3 separate regions of the Homo sapiens genome follow, and regions 1 and 3 are each linked to region 2. The links are chromatin loops, found by intact Hi-C in ENCODE. Cell type or tissue: A673. All regions are shown on one strand.

Region 1 (2,500 bases), 560 kb before region 2:
ATTCAATACCCTATTACTGGTTCTGAGATGTAGGCGCCATCTGCAAGGACCAGAGAGCGGCGTGGGGGAGCTACGGACAGCCCCAACTAACAGCCAACAAGGAAACAGGAGCCTCAGTCCCACAACCCCATGGAACTCCATGCTGCCACCTGAATCAGCGAAAAAAAAAAAAAACGGATTCTTCCTTCCCTAGAGCCTATGGGAAGAAACTCAGCCCTGACAACAACCTGATTTTAGCCTGATGGGACCTGTACCAGACTTCTGACCTGCAAAAATATAAGATAATTAAGTTTGTGTAGTTTAAACCACTAAGTTTGTGGTAATTTGTTATGGCAGCAATAAAAAAAAACTAAGACAACTGGCAAAAGTATAAATTAGTAAAATTCCCTAGCAATGCAAAAAAAAACAGTAATCAGAGCTTTAAGAATATTTATATTCTTTGACCAAATAATTCTATGTCTGGGAATCCATACTCAGGAAATACTTATAAATATGGAAAGCCTCTTATTAAAAAATATTTGTCACAGCATTATTTATATTATCAAAAAGCTGGAAGAAAAAAATTAATGTTCAACACTAAGTAAAAGGTTAACAAATCCACCTGAATAAACATGATTCAGCAAATAAAAAGTAGACTTATAAATATTAATTACACAATATGAGGAAATGTTTTTGCTATACTGTTAACTATTTAAACACTTTTTTTTTTTTTTTTTGAGACAGAGTTTCGCTTTTGTTGCCCAGGCTGGAGTGCAATGGCGCGATCTCAGCTCACCGCAACCTCCGCCTCCCGGGTTCAAGTGATTCTCCTGCCTCAGCCTCCCGAGTAGCTGGGATTACAGGCATGTGCCACCACCCCGGCTAATTTTGTATTTTTAGTAGAGACGGGGTTTCTCCATGTTGGTCAGGCTGGTCTTGAACTGCCGACCTCAGGTGATCTGCCCCCCTCTGCCTCCCAAAGTGCTGGGATTACAGGCGTGAGCCACCGCGCCCGGCTATTTATGCACTCTTTAAGGTACATAGAAAAGAAATACCTAAGAGAAAAATACACAGAAACAATAGCAGCTGCATTCGAAAAGAGGTCATTTTAAATATGCTATTTCTCTGCATTTCCAAGTTTCTATTAATGAACCTGGGTGCCCTTCATCTGCTGGTAGGACACAGAGGATCGAGGTATGGATGATGTCAGCATTTCTCAGACGGTCAAGCAGGTGGGCTTTTACTCAACCCTGTGTAACTTGGACCTGGGCTAAACATTCTCCTAAGGCTGAGGCGCTAATACCTGAGCATTTGAAAATACTGCCCTCTACTGCACAGAAATAGCCTTGCGGGAAAGGCTACAAAAAACAGTTAAACATGCCCAGCCGGGACAAGGCCCCCAGGAAGGCAGCCGACTCACAGAAACTAGCCTATAATACACTCAGAAAATAAGTGAAAAATCAAGCTATAAAACCCGGCTTAAGCAAATACATTCTGCTCCATGGCTTCAGATATTAGCTCATCATTACCCTCAACTTATGCTTATGCAAGCCCCCCTGACAGCAGGGCAGATTAGGGTAGGACAGGCAGTGGGGCTGAGGGCTGCTGCCACATTCCAGAGGATTCCAGACAGCTCCAGAAACAAGACCCTGGAGTATCATTTTTGGAAGCCCAACCAAATTTGGTTACGAGGATAGAAGAGTGAGACAAAAATAGCTTGCTACTAATAAACGTTAACCAAAGAGTACTATGGGCCTTTAATTTGATCACTATTTGGATATTCTTGTCTCTGATTAAGAATACGCCAATAAGCAAAGCAGTTAGTCTTACAACTTTGTTATGCAGGGGTAGGGCTCTCAACTTCCACCTGCAACCCAAGACAGGAACCGTAGGTTGTGGTTTTCTGCTTCTCACCCCCTGGAAGCAAGTTATCAAGAGCACCATTTCATTGCCCAACAGCTCTGTAAATGGGACCGGATAGAATTTAGTGTCCTCAGGCCCTTTGCTCTACTGAGGCTGTCTGAGCAGTGCCAAATTCAGCCTGCCAAATGCACTGCCCTTCAGTATGTTACGAGAATATAATAAAGGGAAGGGAAAGAATGTGAGAAAAACTTTTCCACTGAAACAATTACACTCACCTAAGTATAGCCCAACTCTACTTTCAAATGTTGATTCATTATTCCCAGAACTGCTCTTTGCCATCCCCTGCAAACACAACCCCCCCATATACAAACACACACATACAAACATACACTTTCCTATAAATAAAGAGGAAATATACCCTAAGTCCAAGAACAATAATTGGCTTTGGGCTGGTGTTGCATAAGCTTATTGTGATTCTTCTTAATTCGCACTAGCTTGAGCATGACCCTGGCGACAGCCATCTGGCCCTGATCACCATCTGGCACTCTCTCTCTTTGTGCTTTTGACCCTTCCTCCTCGGATACCACAGGCTGAGCCGTCTCATACCAATGGGCCCTTTTCCCAAACTGCTAATTGTGAAATTCACTAAAAATATTTG
Region 2 (2,500 bases):
GCCTTTTAGGGATCCCACTACCTTGATGCCTCTCTAAGCACTATTACTCCCCAGACTTCTATCTTGCTTTACTGACCCATATCCCACCTGACATCCCTACAAGGCAAGGAGCAGAATTTTGATGTCGCCCCCAACTGAATGGTAACGTGGTTTTTTCAGCATTCAGAACATCCCCTGCTGTCTCTATCTATCCTCTGGCATTCACAACATATAAGACTACCGTTTGCTCCCATTCCCCACATATTCTCCATACAGTCCTTTAGCAACACTTTGGATTCTGAGTTTAACCTACATACAAGTGCCATCTGGGACAGTGAAATACACCCCACTGACCTGCAACCAAGTTCTCTCTGCTCGGGGGCCAAAGACTTCCACTCCTAAGAGTTGTGCCTGAATCAGAATTGCCTTTACTACCCTCACAGCCAAGACTCTCCCACTCGGCGCTTGCTCTTTCTTTCGTTAGTTGACTCATGAATGAATGAATGATTCATTTTTCCAAGATTAATGCTATAGACATGCATTTTGTCTTCCTACCTCAGTGAGTTGGTGTGAACCAAAATATTATGTACAATTCAGGTATGGAAATGAAATGTCAAGGAAAGTTCATTTGTGACTCGGAATACTATTGAGACACCCACCCACATCTCAACAGGGCTATTGAGTGCTACCAAAGCCCCCTTAGCTTGTATTGTGTTTCATAGCTATTATTTCATACACAGCTTGGACAGGCAGAGGATAGTTACAAAAAGGTTATGCAATCTTTCTCAGGTCCTTTTCCTAGCATCAGTTATGATTCTAAATTAGGGAGAGCTTGTGACATTTCCACTCTGATTTATCTCCTGAGCCTCATTTTCTTCATTTACTCTTTGTCAGCACCTGCCCCCTGCTCCCAGCCATCTTGCCATAACCAATTTCTGGTCATGTCGAGGTCAGGGCTCAGGACCGGAACACTTTCAAAGGCTCCAGGAAATAAGAATCTATGCCGTTCTATCATTTCCAGTTTTTCCATGATTTAGGGCAATTCAAAGCCCTAAATATAGAAGAAGCCATCTGGGTCAGCTCTTTCTACCCCTGGCCTTTTTTTGGGTTGGTGCAAAGATAATTGAGGTTTTGGCCATTACTTTTAATACATGGGAGGAAGCTGAAGCCCGGGGAAGTTAAATGGCTTTTGAAAGGCACACAGCTAGCTGAGAGCAGAGCTGAAGCCATAGCTCAGGTTTCTGGGTCCCGTCATCATCCCACTAACCTGGCAGAGCTCTGCAAGGCTATGGCCCCCAAGCAGGGCTCCCCTGGCTGGCCAAACATCGCCTGTTCATGGGTCACTCAGCTGATGGCTGCCTAGTTCCCTGCTGTTCTGTGGATGGCAAAACAGTCTCTGGTGCCCTCAAGAGGCAGAACTGAGTAGTGGTGCCCTCCTAAAAGATCTAGATGCAGCCTGAGAAATGAACCCTCAGATCCACCTCCACCCCCATTTTACAGAACACATTGGATTCATCTTTTTATTTTAAAGATCATGAAACATGTTTAAGAATATCAAAATATATTTGAAACACAAACTTCCCCTAATGCCCTCAAAAGCATAGACTAGAGGCCGGGCGCTGTGGCTCACGCCTGTAATCCCAGCACTTTGGAAGGCTGAGGCAGGCGGATCACAAGGTCAGGAGATCGAGACCAGCCTGGCCAATATGGTGAAACCCCCATCTCTAGTAAAAAAAAAAAAAAATACAAAAATTAACCAGGCAGGCAGCATGCGCCTGTAATCCCAGCTACTCAGGAGGTTGAGGCAGGAGAATTGCTTTAACCCAGGAGTGGAGGTTGCAGTGAGCCAAGATCACACCACTGCACTCCAGCCTGGGCAACAGAGCAAGACTCCATCTCAAAAAAAAAAAAAAAAGAAAAGAAAAGAAAAGAAAGCATAGACTAGAACTAGAGCCTGGACCCCTGTGAGAACCAAGAAGCCCGTAGGCCCAGGCCATGTGCCTACTCCCCTGAGAACCTCTCCAGAACCTAAACTTGAAAGGTGTGAGCAGAAAGGAAAGGTGGTGAGGTAAGGTAACTCCATGGATAACCAGGTGCTGGCTTCTCTCTTGGTCATAGGAGAGCCACAGCACTGCCTTCTCATCAAAGGCTGGAAAAACCTATGTTCAGGATGCACAGCCCTGGGTGGTGAGTCGGGGCTGACTCATAGTAAACAAGAAATGGGCAAGAATATCTCCCTGGTGGTGTCCTGAAGCCCTGGCCTCCCTAGAGGTGCTGGGAAGGGAAGTGTGAGAGTACTACAGGAATGTGCACGGGAAGGAGGAAAGGAACCAACAAAGGGTGATCTAGATGGGGGGGACCACGGGTGGAGGAGTCAGGAAGGCCTGGGAGTTCTCAGAGCAGCAGTGACAGGGGGTGAGCCCAAGCCATCAGCTTCATTGCTAAGAGCTATAAGGAACCCAGGGCTGTCTGCATCTTTGTTCTGTAAAAGACATCTAGACACTGGGGCCTTTACTAACCA
Region 3 (2,500 bases), 780 kb before region 2:
TGCATTGTGCATGTGAGGGGGGACAGATTACCAGTGACTGTTTTTTCTCTGTCCCTTGGGGCTCTTAGCACAAGCCTGAGCATAAATACCCATGCCTTTGACTTATATCCCAATGCTGTAAATGTATAGATGTATAGAAAGTAAGAGTCCTCAATAGGTTGCTTATTAATGTTCCTGGTGGTTTTCAAAAGGAGAGAAAACTTTATAAGAAAATCAGTTGAAGATTTCTCACTCTGAACATAGATTCCTTTTACCGAATCTTTTACTTAATTTTAATCAGCTAGCATTTATGAAGCACCCACTAGGAGTAGGCACTTCCGGGCTAGCCACTACTGGGCTAGGCACTGTAGATACACAGAGAAGGGCTGCTGCTCATTGAGCACTCATTCCCATGCTGGGTGAGGGTCTAGAGCTGCTCACAGAGAGGCGGTGGGAGACAGGCACACCAGCATGCAAGTACAGTGCACTGGGATCTCTCTCACTAGATACAAGGAAGGTTTGGCAAATTAGTTTGTTTCTCATGGGCCATGATTGTTAGCAGCTACTCTTGGATCACTGTGTTAAGAAGGATTCTGATGTCACAGCACTTACTAACACTTCTGCTCCATTGTAAGGTGTTGCTGTGAAAGAATTCACCAGGAAAAGTACAGCTGAGCAAAGGAAGAAAGATAAGTTACCCATTAAGAACTAGCAACATTTTTGCTAGTGTAACCAGGGTCATAAAAACATAATTTTTATTTAATTATTTTAGGATATAATAACAAATGCATGTTAATTGTAGATATTTGGAAAGTACAAAAAATGTTACAGGAACCTAAAAATGTATACAAGGTCCCAGCATTAGGAGGCAATGCTATTGATGTGTCAGCATATTCCTTTCTAATCTTTTGTCTAAGCTTTGTTGAAAAGGAGGAATATTACAACAACAGTAAAGATATACAGAAGCCTTTACCTTTTAGGAACAGTTCCCCCAGTGTTTTCATAGAGCATTCTGGCCACAAGATGTCCTCAAAAAAGGAGTCTGTGTTTGAATGCATTTGGGATACACTGTATCTTCTATCCCCATCTTAGGGATTCACACATGGTAACATGATACTAGCATAGTAAAGATCTTGGCAAGTTCCACAGTTAAAGAAAAATTCCTATGGAAATTTTCCTCCTTTCCTGCTTGCCTGCCTGCCTGCCTGCCTGCCTTCCCTCCTTCCTTCCTTCCTTCCTTCCTTCCTTCCTTCCTTCCTTCCTTCCTTCCTTCCTTCCCTCCCTCCCCCCTTCCTTCCTTCTTCCTTCCTTCCTTCTTTCCTTCCTTCCTTCCTTTTTTTTTTTTTGAGACAGAGTCTCGCTCTGTCACCCAGGCTGGAGTGCAGTAGCGCGATCTCCACTCACTGCAAGCTCTGCCTCCCAGGTTCACGCCATTCTCCTGCCTCAGCCTCCCGAGTAGCTGGGACTACAGGTGCCTGCCATCGCGCCCGGCTAATTTTTGTTGTATTTTCAGTAGAGACAGGGTTTCACCGTGTTAGCCAGGATGGTCTCGATCTCCTGACCTCGTGATCCACCCGCCTCGGCCTCCCAAAGTGCTGGGATTACAGGCGTGAGCCACTGCGCCCGGCCTCCTTCCTTGCTTCCTTCCTTCCTTCTTTCTTTCTTTCTTTCTTTTTCTTTCTTTCTTCTTTCTTTCTTTTCTTTCTCTCTTTCTTTCTCTGTTGCTCTTTCTTTCTGTTTCTCTCTCTCTTTTTTTCTTTCTTCCCTTGCTCCCCTTTCTACTTCTCCACTATGCCTCTTTCTTTCCCTTCCCCTTCCTTCCTCTTTCTTTCTTTATTCCCTGCTTGCTTGCTTTTTTTTATTACCTACTGACATCTTGCAGAATAACTACTTTCCTGAAGAACCCATGTTGGAAAATAATTTCTAAAAGAAAGGCAGTTCCTGATGTTCCCAAGGTCTCACATTTCTGTGTTTCTCAAAGTCAGGCAGCCAACATGAGGGAAGCAAGTCCAGCTGATGGAAGACATTAAGTGCAAAGATAATTGCATTACACCTGGTGGCACCTGCTGAGGTATATTGCCTCAGAGAACACTGTATGGTACAAACAAGAGTGCAAAATAAATTCCCACATGCTGTACCCTCTGGATCAGTAGGATAAAGTAAAGATAAAGAATTAATGAACTTGAAAACTGCTAAAACTTGTAATTTACATAAACATCTGCTTTCTTTGCTCCCCAAACCTAAAATTAATCTTATATGTACCCAAAGTGAATGCATTTTTATAGTGAAGTCATATTTCTTACTCACCAATAATATGATGGGCACCAGCAGCATCCAGATTAAAGGAGGCAGAATTTCATATGTAAGGTTGGCCACCACTGTGCCTGAGCACCCTGTAATCACCCAAGTGGGTTCATCTTGCCTGCTGCCCAGAAGCGCCAAACACTGAGAACAGCAGGAGTTGCGGTAGAGAAAGAGTTTAATAATCACAGTGCCAGCCAAGCTGAAGGGTGGGAGATGT

What was found. Peaks named below come from ENCODE experiments on the same cell type or tissue, not always from the same donor. Only the 100,000 strongest peaks of a DNase experiment are listed, where the experiment ranks them.
Region 1: a loop joins it to region 2, with 4 times the contacts of the local background. A loop is called at or near these places in 14 of 110 quality-filtered maps.
Region 3: a loop joins it to region 2, with 4 times the contacts of the local background. A loop is called at or near these places in 5 of 110 quality-filtered maps.

Annotation. Positions count from the first base shown.
Region 1 is chr1:162,612,666-162,615,165 of GRCh38, reverse strand. No RefSeq gene overlaps it. Among named protein-coding and RNA genes, the nearest start is that of DDR2, 19 kb to the left of the region's middle. In A673, a CTCF peak has its summit at 1,311 (motif pointing left); a DNase peak (open chromatin) is centred at 1,315; H3K27ac peaks cover 697 bases.
Region 2 is chr1:162,055,039-162,057,538 of GRCh38, reverse strand. No RefSeq gene overlaps it. Among named protein-coding and RNA genes, the nearest start is that of NOS1AP, 13 kb to the left of the region's middle. RefSeq lists an enhancer at 1,048-1,562. In A673, CTCF peaks have their summits at 1,193 and 1,393 (motif pointing left); DNase peaks (open chromatin) are centred at 1,358 and 2,228; H3K27ac peaks cover 1,403 bases.
Region 3 is chr1:162,839,005-162,841,504 of GRCh38, reverse strand. No RefSeq gene overlaps it. Among named protein-coding and RNA genes, the nearest start is that of CCDC190, 21 kb to the left of the region's middle. In A673, a CTCF peak has its summit at 996; DNase peaks (open chromatin) are centred at 34, 454 and 1,054; H3K27ac peaks cover 2,322 bases.